Regions from separate parts of the Homo sapiens genome. Here region 2 is linked to region 1. Evidence: chromatin contacts called from ENCODE Hi-C or POLR2A ChIA-PET data. All regions are on one chromosome and are shown on one strand. Each heading gives the region's core, a stretch centred on a gene start or an enhancer-like site at or near the end of the contact. The rest is flanking DNA. Distances are from core to core; before and after follow the strand shown. Region 1 overlaps LPP (LIM domain containing preferred translocation partner in lipoma). Region 2 overlaps LPP (LIM domain containing preferred translocation partner in lipoma).

What was found. A loop is a pair of places that touch in the nucleus more often than their neighbours do. ChIA-PET counts read pairs that join two places held with the same protein, here RNA polymerase II (POLR2A). Pooled maps may share reads with other maps.
Region 2: a loop to region 1 is called in a pooled map, with 6 times the contacts of the local background. The contact joins two enhancer-like sites. A Hi-C loop is called at or near these places in 3 of 50 pooled maps. POLR2A ChIA-PET finds 5 or more read pairs at or near these places in 2 of 52 experiments (activated CD4-positive, alpha-beta T cell and activated T-cell).

Annotation. Positions count from the first base shown.
Region 1 is chr3:188,357,888-188,363,123 of GRCh38, reverse strand. The region is part of intron 3 of LPP (LIM domain containing preferred translocation partner in lipoma); the gene reads right to left. Among named protein-coding and RNA genes, the nearest start is that of FLJ42393, 180 kb to the right of the region's middle. Within about 2 kb of position 3,828, at least 3 of the 41 ENCODE cell types and tissues checked have a DNase peak (open chromatin) inside an H3K27ac peak, as active enhancers do.
Region 2 is chr3:188,786,431-188,791,527 of GRCh38, reverse strand. The region is part of intron 9 of LPP (LIM domain containing preferred translocation partner in lipoma); the gene reads right to left. Among named protein-coding and RNA genes, the nearest start is that of MIR28, 100 kb to the right of the region's middle. Within about 2 kb of position 2,752, at least 2 of the 41 ENCODE cell types and tissues checked have a DNase peak (open chromatin) inside an H3K27ac peak, as active enhancers do.

The sequences.
Region 1 (5,236 bases), core at 2,579-5,078:
GATTCTGTGCAAAACGTTTTTAATTTCATGCCCTGCTAATCACACAGCTGTTAAATTTCCCTTCCCATCAGTTGTAAAAAAAAAAAATAAATAAAATAAATAGATAATAATTGTAATAATAATTTAAAAAACAGTTGGGTCTCAAACAAAATTTGAGCCCTAATGAATTTTCCCATCTGGAATTAATAATGTGGTGGATGGTGAAACTGTCTGGATTCAGTTGATGTGAACTTAGATTACATTATTTTAAAGTATCAAAATGGAAGGCTCTGATCATCAAAAGCTACTGACATGCTGGCCACAGAACGTGGTTTCCACTGCATCCTCAGACAAACCTGGAAGCTGACGTATTCTAACAGATTTTAGCGATTTATTTTCTTCCGCAGTGACCTTATCTCTACTCGGCCACAATGGGCACTATACACACATAGAAGTACTGACTAGACATGGCATTGTGAACTCGATGACTCAGAGCCTGAAGAAGAGAAAACGTGTGTGTTCATATTGTAAACACGTCGATCTAATCACTACAGGGAAATAAAAAGAGGCTATCTTTAACACTGCAAATAAAAACAAAAGCTAAGGAGTAAAGGATGGAAGGGGATGTAAAAGTATCAGGAAACAAGAGAAGGAGGATGTCCAAAGGAGTATGGCAGTGAGAGTAAGGCAACGGTGTAGGAGAGAGAGGCTAATGGCCAGGAAAGAAAATTCCAGAAAGGAAGCGGCAAAAAGGATATCCAGTAAAGAAGAAGACAAACACAAAAAGCAGTCAAATAAGCATAGTCAGATGGATCAGGATATTAGCATAGAATCTTTGGAGAAGATATTCTCATATTTCTACTATCTCTTTTCCCATAACCTCAGCTATAAATAGTTTAAGAAATGCCTAGCGTATTGAAAACACTGTGCCTTTTTCTGGCATGTTTCTACCCTAAATTTCATTTGCGGACATCCTTTTAGTCTTCAAAAGGGTTGTTCAAATACCCCCTCCTTCAGGAAACCCCTCCTTCATACTCACGCCCACGGAAACCCTCCTTCGGGCCCACAGCCTACTATCTGTACCTCTCCTTTGTCGCACTGTACATTTCGCTTGGTGCAAGAGCTAGTTATTTATGTGTTTGTGTCCCCTATTGAACAGTGAACTCTGGGAGGAAAGGAAGTACATTTAGCCATATTTTTATTCCTTGGTGGCAGACCTAGGCTTTGCAGAGTAAGCACTTGAGGAATAGATAGGTTTTCTTAAGAAAACCTAGAGGGGCTAGGCACAGTGGCTCACGCCCGTAATCCCAACACTTTGGGAAGCCAAAATGGGCAAATCATTTGAGGTCAGGAGTTCGAGACCAGCCTGGCCAACATGGCAAAACCCCATCTCTACTAAAAATACAAAAATTATCCTGGTGTGGTGGCAGGGCGCCTGTAATCCCAGCTACTTGGGAGGCTGAGGCATGAGAATCGCTTGGACCCGGGAGGTGGAGGTTGCAGTGAGCCGAGATTGTGCCACTGCACTGTAGCCTGAGCAACAGAGCGAGAGAAAGGAAAGGAAAAATGAAAGGAGAGGAGAGGAGAGGAGAGGAGAGGGGAGGAGAGGAGAGGAGAGGAGAGGAGAGGAGAGGGAAAAGGAAAAGGAAAGGAGAAGAAAGGAAAGGAGAGGGAAGGAAGGAAGGGAGGGAGGGGAAGGAGGGAGGGAGGGGAGGGAAGGAAGGGAATGAAAGAAGGAAAAAACCTAGAGAATGCACCCTTTTAGGCATTTTTGTGATAGAAATCATAATTTTAAGGATTTATAAATTTAACCATAACAACACCCTACGACCCCTATAAATGGCAACCGCTACTACTATTTCATGACTCTTTTCAAGTGTACATGAGAAGTTCAGAATATGAAAGTAATATTCAAAATCTTTATCACAGTTTATTTGAAGAAAAATTATAGTATAAATACAACATTGCTCTTCAACCTAAGCTCACAACTATTGGTATGAGTATCATTTCCAGAAACCTAAAAGAGCTTTCCTGAAATCCCAACATCCCGTCAGCTCCACCTAGTCTTCCATAGTTCATTAAAAACAAGCAGCATTTCTTTCATGCCTCATCATTAATGATAAAGCAAATGAGTCAACTGTACAGAAACAAAGAAAACATCAACAATAATTTACTATTAGCATCATTGCATTTGTGTAGCACTTTATACACCCGCTATCTCATTTGACCTTTTTCATGAGCTTCTGCAGTACAAGGAAATGGAATAATTATTTTAGAGACAAGGAAACTCCAGTCCATAAGATGTCCAAGAACACACGGCTAGTAAGAGGTTATGGCAAGATGTGATTCAGGATTCGAGAACTTTTCATCTAGATTTTTGTTCATTTATGCAAAACTGTCTCTCTTATCTAATAAAAGTGTTTACCAGGCTTAAGAAGTGGATGATGGAGCTTCTGAGATCCACATAAATAAGAAGTTGTCTAATTCAGGCCAGATGTGGTGGCTCATGACTGTAATCCCAGCACTTTGGAAGGCTTCAATGGGAGGATCGCTTGAGCCTAGGAATTCAAGACCAGCCTGGGCAGCATAGTGAGACCCCATCTCCACAAAAAGAAAAAAAAAGTTATGTAATTCAGACAGGATATCATATGGACTTCATGAGAAGAAAGAGAGAGGAGGGTGGGAGAAAGAAGGGAGGAAGAGAAGAAGAAAAGACAAAGAGGAGAGAGAGAAGGAGGCAAGGAAGAAAGGAAAGACTTTGGACTAAGATAGTTAAATATCCTGGAAAACAGAGGTCTTGAACTATGCTTTAAAGAAGTGCTAATAAACATAAGCCCACAGAATGACAGTTTCAGGATCATCTGGGAGTGCAATACAAATTCTCCCACACTCTCTCAGGTTTACTAAACCATAACTTCTGAGGGTGGGATTCCTAATTCCGATGCAGGCCGGGTTTGAAAAGCGTTCCTTCAAAGTTAAGGTAGGACCTAAGCAAATAGCAAGAAGGTAACAGACATGTAACAGAAGGGGGGAAAGTGACACTAACGATAAGGAAGCCTAGAATCCAGAAAACTCAAAATATGTCAAGTAAAGAAGGTCTAAAATAATGGGTTGAAAAAGAGGTATCTTGTGAGGGACTGGGTCTGAAAAGCTATCATCAAGTCATATGTTAAAGTGGAGAAGGCTGGAATGTGGGCAGAGCAGTGCAATATAAACCTGTGGGCTCTAGAGTAACCCAGATCGAGTTTTAGGTCTTAAGGGGAGAAAGAGGTATAAACCTAAAGAACAAGAGTATCGTCATGCAATACAAGAATAGAGTTACAGGGGGCTCAGAGGCTCTTCAGAGGAGAATCTCATTTACAACCTGGAGACAGATGAGTTCAGCAGACAAATAGGGAAAGGAACAAGGGAAAAGCTCAAGTTGTAAGACAACATGATCTATTCAGCACCAGCAAGCCACTCTGGATTCACTGTCCTCACGTATAGAGGAAGAGATTAATAATCCTGACTCCACTGGGTAGTTGAGGGGATTAAGGAAGGGAATTTGACATGACAATTCTAATGACCTGCCCAGCGTGGAATAAGCACTCTTTACAGTCCACTTACTGCCTCTCTTCCCCTTTCGGGCCAATGCAGGGTGAAAGAATAAAAAAGATAATGAGCTGCCCCTGCAGCTAATAGGTCAGGTGCCGACTTTAACCATGTTTTCTCCTAATATGTTCTCAGGGCAGCCAGCTAGAGTTCTTGTGGTTGGCAACTCTCACCCGTATGCACATTTTATTTCAAGAGCTGAGACTCCTTCACTTCCTGCTTCTCACTTTTACTTCGTCAGAGGGGCTGCAGCTCCTCAAGTTTGTTACCTCGGATGCAGCTTGCTTTCTAACTGACACATAACAATTTCTATAGGCAAACGTGCTCTAACTTCTTTCAAAAGGGGACTGTTGGCTGTCCTGAGAATGGAGCAAGTTTTACTCTGAGATGACCTGTGTTCAGCAGAAGCACACAACTTGTTGGAAAGTTTACACAAATTAGTCCAGCTGGTTGGCTGGAAGAGGGCTCCTGAAGTGTGTCTTCTGAGGGATGTTAACAGGGGTTTGCTCAAAGTAAAACAACAAACCAGGTCTACAGTCAAAGAAAGCAAGGTGATTGCTGTCTCACGGGACTTCCTCGAAGACTGGGCATGTTAACACGCACTGTCAGCACCTAATAGAGCACCAGAGGGTGCAGCATTTTCCAGACTCGTGTGGCCACTCTTTCTGGAGTGGTACCTCCTTGGACTAGTCTTTGCGGACAATGCATCAAAAAATAATGAGTTAAAGCATGACAAAAGCAACATTTTGCCCAGGATTGACCTCCAGAGAGATTGCGAATATGCTTTTGGAACGCTTGCATCTTCCCACTCAGATCCCTTCTCAGGGCTTCCACCTCCTTCCACCACAAACCCTCTCCACTCCCCACTTCTCAGCGCACACTCTTTCGGAAAGAATCTGCTAAACTCAACAGCATTAGACTGGCATCTCTTCCACTGTTTATTCTGTTTACTTGGAAAGCATCTCCCTTTACTATAATTCTACTCATTCAAGGCCAAACTAAGTCACTTCCCACAGGAAGCCTTCTTTGACTCCTGCCCTTCACCCTGGTGGAAATAATAGTTCTTTTTTCTTCTCTGAACTTTCTCTGCAAGTTTCTATCTACTTTAAGTTATAGTTGTTTGTGTGTTGTCTCGCCTTCACTAGTTGATATACTTCTTCCCTAATCCTTTCACACCTAAACTCAGCCTCACAACGTACAGGAAAGTAGAACAGGCAGTTATAATTATAATCACCATGTGGAAACAATATAGCTTCGTAGTTAAGAGAGAAGCTGCTGAAGCCAGACTACCTGAGTTCATATCCTGGCTTTAGCTATTATATTATTATTATGTAACCTTGGGCAAATTATGTAACATCTCTGGATCTCAATTCTTCCTCTGTGAAATGGTGATAATAACAGTACCTTCCTCAGAGGCTGGTTGAAAGGAATAAGTGAGGTAATGCTCAGAATGCTACCTAAATCTATAAGCATTTAGTACAAGTCCCAGAGAGTTTAGAAGTGGCCATGTCAGAATTTTTCAGATTCACGTCATTTTTTTCCTTCAATATGTCAATCTTTCAAAATTGCTCATCCATTCATAATGTTTATTGAGCTCATAAATAAGCCAAGTGTGACTCCAGCCAGCTGAAAAACAAGACAGACAAGGCCCTGAATTCAAGATCCT
Region 2 (5,097 bases), core at 1,503-4,002, 430 kb before region 1:
CATCTCAGTCACTTAATTGCTGGAGCCTATTCATTCAGAACATACATCACCAACACAAGGCCAATGACAAACGATCGCATAAACAAGAGAAACAGAAACATGTGAAGAAGTTTAGCTTTTATATACAGAACAACTAGAGACAGAGCATTGGGAAGAGGGACTCATTGAAGAGTTTTAAATAGGGAAGCAACAGAATGAGGTTTGAATTCACAAAGACCATTCACTTTTCCTTTAGGAAGCTATTTAGCAGTAAGAGAAAAGCATAGAAATGTAGGTGGCAGAAGGGCTGGACAGAACGCAGAGTGAGTGTGCACCCATTTCTCCCAGAGCAGGACCTTGATCTGCAGAATGACCATGCTCCTGAGAGGCAATGGATGGTCTCTAGGGGCCCTTCCACTCTGAGGCCTACATTTCATGATTGCTGACAGACTGCAAGATACAAGAAAAGCCACAGGTAAGTCACCCGCTTGTCCATCATGTTTTGGGACTGAGGGCAAGGCTTCTGCCTAAGCAGGATTATTACCATTTTTGACTTTTGAAGTCACATAAATCTAAAGTGTCTAAAGTGTTTTTCTAAAGCGTTTTTTTTTTTTTGAAGACTTTTCTACTTGGGTCAATTAAGTTGGGCAAAGCAGTGAAAAGCACCATCGCTACCTAGAATAAGAAAAGCTGAATTCTACGCTATATGCTAACATTTTTTTTTTTTGGAGACAGAGTCTCACTCTGTCGCCCAGGCTGGAGTGCAGTGGCATGATCTTGGCTCACTGCAACCTCCACCTCCTGGTTCAAGCGACTCTCCTGCCTCAGCCTCCCGAGTAGCTGGGATTACAGGTGCCCGCCACCACACCCGACTAATTTTTGTATTTTTAGTAGAGACAAGGGTTTCACCATGTTGGCCAGGCTAGTCTTGAACTCCTGACCTCAGGTGATTCGCCTCCCAAAGTTCTAGGATTACAGGCGTGAGCCACTGCGCTCAGTCTGTATGTTAACTTTAAAAATACACAACACACACACATTTATTCATTTAAAAATTCAAAAATTCAACTGTCATAGAAGGGTAGAGAATGAAAAGTAAAACTCTTTTCCAGAGATAATCACTAAAAGATTGGGTAATACTTATACAGGCATGTATCAGATTGCTTATACATGCCTGTATAAGCATGTACACACACACACACGCACACACCACACACACATTCACATATAAACACTCATGTTTGAAATTTTTCTTCAAACACAAATCAGATCCTTTATGTCCTATTTTGTACCTTGTTTTTTCCTAAAATAGTTTTTAAGGTGTCTTTAATTAGCATATATAGATTTGTCTTATTTTTCTGATAGCCTCCATGTTATTATTGCATGCAGTTGCTGTACTTTATTTTACTAGTCCTTTTATTCTATCATAAAAATGTTGCAATGTGTATTCTGAAACAGAATACCACTGTGCCTTTATGCAAATACGCCTACTGTCTGAAATCGAGTTGCAGGGTCAAAAATAGTGCACACCTAAAATTTTGAAAGATAGTGCTAAATTTTGTTTCGAAAAGGTTGTATTAATTTGTACTCCTATCACAAGCCCATGTGAGTACATGCTTCCCATACTTTTGCCAATACCAAGCATTGAACTTATAAATGCCGGCTGGTCTGAGAATGAAAAAATAATATTTTAAACTGTATTTCTTTAAATAATTTGAACATCATTTCATTGGTTCATTTGTTATTTTTATTTTCTCTTCTGTGAATTGCCTGTTGATAGGTTCACTCTTTTTGTCTAATAAATGATTCTTTTAAAACCAATTTCATGAGATTTTTAAAATATATAATCAAAATTATTGGCATCAATGTTGATTATTCCTGTAAACATGAATAAGTAAGTGAGCTGGTTTCCAACTTTGTGAGGATTAAATGAGAAAATGGGTTTGCAAGCACATCAAAAGCTGGAAAGCACCACAGACACATAATTCTTGTATGTTAGGAAGATTTATTTACGTGAATGTTTTGAATCATAGTACATGCATAATCTGGCCACACCATGTGACAGAACGAGGTAAGTGCTTACTGTCATAAAGTATAAGACCGATTAAGGGAATAACCTGAGTAGCTCTTTTTGAATTAAATGTACAGGCTTAGTCAGCTGCTCAAGGCCAGCCCCCTGGGCCCAGCTTTCCTGATTTTCAGTTCAGTGTACTTTCCTCTAAATCAGACATGTTATAATAACCGTTCAACAACAACAACAACAAAAAGGGTTCCAGAACATTGCAATAAAGTGACTATTGAATAAAGTGTGTCACACTTATTTTTTTGGTTTCCCAGTGCAGTAAAGGTTATGTTTACACTATATGGTAGTCTATTAAGTGTGCAATAGCATTATGTCTAAAATAACAATGTACATACCTTAATTAAAAAATACATTGTTGCTAAAAAAAAAACCCAACAACAACAAAAGACTCACTATGGATGAGGTAACACATTCAGTAAAAATAACTGAGGTTAGTGGCCACAGACTGGGAGGAACAGCAAGGTCTACAGGGATGGAGTCAGCAGGCACAAGAGCAGCCACAGAAACTGAGAAGGGGCCCCAAAGACTGATGATGCAACACGGACAGTCAGCATAAGTTAGACCTTGATTCATTCTGGTCTATACTATGTGGGAAAGATGAAGAAAATGGAAAAAACAAAAAATGAAATGAGTGCTGGCAAGATTCACAGGAAATGACTAAAAGGTTTAGAGCCGGGGGGGCGTGCTGCAGGGTTGTAGGAATCGGAACCATTTAGCCAGGATGTGATCATTTACCCCACTGCTACCCCTTTGATGCTTATACAAAGGGTTCTGTAGTCAGTGATGTCATCCTTCTTCAACTCAGTACAGCCCCAGAGTCAAGAAACACTTACTCGGTGCTTACTGCAGGATGCAATGAGAAACAAGACATCAACCCTCCCCTTAGGGAAAATGTATAGCTACTGAGGTATGTGTCAAATAGGTAATTTAAATACAGTCTTCTAAATGCTATGATGAGGAAAAGCAGAGGATGCTATTACAGGATGATGGGGAGGATAAGGCACAAGAATCACACATACTTGAGGGAAAAGTGATGTCTAAATGGAGGCCTGAAGGAGGAGAGTTTTTGGCTAGGTGATTGGGATGGAGATGGGAAAGCTACACATTCCATCAAGGACAAGTGTTTACCCAGCCACAGGCATGAGACAATCTCTCTGTTTTGGGTGTGTGTTTAGGTATGTGTGCACAAGTGGATGTGCATGTGTGTGCATGTGGCTATGAGCTCTTTACATGGTAGTGTGAGGAGTATGAACTGTCTCTTCCAAGTAATGAAAAGTCACTAGAAAACACTGAAGGAACTTGTCTCATAAATGAAAGAAGATATAAAGGAAGCCAAAGTATTATGTCAGAAATTGGTTAATAAGTGGATAAGAGGGGATACTGAAGGAAGAGGAAGGATACAGGCCAGCTCCTGTGCCTTTGGTTGGAGCAACAAGGTAATGCCATTCATGGAAAAGGAACACAGAGAGGAGCAGGTTTAAAAGGGAACACCTTGGGTTCTGTCTGAAACTGTTGCATTTGTGGGCCTATGGGCCAATCTATGAAGACTGCAGGCTAAAATGATAGATACATATCTGGAGCTTACAGAGAGATCCAGCTGCAGATTTTGGCCAGAGAGTTCTCAGCACACAGATGATATTTGTACTCACGGAAGCAGATGAAATAACTCAGGAGTACAGATTGAGACAAGAAGGGAGATTAGGGCAGAACTCAAGAAAAATGGAGAATTTAAGGAATGAAGAGAGGAAATCTATTAAAAACGGTAGAAAGTTGTGTACAGCGATAGGAAGAAAACCCAGAGTGTACGGTGCTATAGAAGTCAAATGAAACAAAGATAGAGTCAACATCTTTAAATGCTGCAAGAGCTCAAGAATGATAAGGACTGAAGAGTCTTAAGTGTATTAAACATCAAAGAGGTCACTGGTGATGTTCAGAAGTGTGGTGTAAGTGGAGAGGTGGGGATAGAAACTGAATTACAGGGAGCTGAACTGTTAGTAGAGCAAAGACAATAAAGCTTAGATGTATGTGTGTGTGTGCGTGTGTGTGTAAGAGAGAGAGATCTAAAGTTGTCAAAGGGTTTTTAATTTTGATTTTAAATTTATATTTAATTAATTTTTCAGTTAATGTAGGAATTTTATTTCAAATCTAAAATTGCCTTTTCTATAAATTAAACTTTAAATTTTCTTATAATTGTAGATTCATATGAAGTTGAAAGAAATAACGTAGAGATCTAAGTACCCTTTATCCAGTTTCCCCCAACAATAATACCTTGTAAAACTATGGTACAATATTACAGCCAGAATATGAGATTGATACAGTCTATCAATCTTATTCAGATTTCTCCACTTGTCTGTATATATGTGTAAGTTCATGCAGGTGTGTGTGTATTTGATTTATGTAATTGCACTGCCTGTATAGATTAATGTATCTGCCACCATGGCAAAGATACAGAGCAGTTCCATCACCACAATGATCCCTTCTATTGTCCTTTTATAACCACAGCTACCCCAAACCCCCAATTCCTAATCCCTGACTTCTTGTCTCCCATCCCTAACTCCTGACAAACACTAATCTGTTCTCCATTTATATAGTGTTATTTCAAGAATGTTATATATAGAATCATACAGTATGCAGCCTTTGGGGGTTGGCCCTTCCCACTCAGTATAATTCTTTTGAGATTCACCCAAGGTGTTGCATATATCAACAACTCCTTCCTTTTATTGCTAAATCGTATTCCAGGGTAAGAATGTGCCACCGTTTAACCATTCACCTGTTGAAAGACATCTGGGTTTTTTCCAGGTTGGGAATCTTACAAATATAGCTGCTATGAACAAATATTTGATTTGTTCATTTCCCTGGGATATACAAGTCTTCATTTCCCTGGGATAAATGCCCAGGAGTGCAACTGCTGGGTCACATGGTAGTTGCAGGATTAGTTTTAAAAGAAGAAATTCCCAAAACTTTCTCTAGAATGGTTGTTCCATCTTATATTCTCATCAGCAAAATATAATTGATGCAGTCTCTCCACTCCACATCCT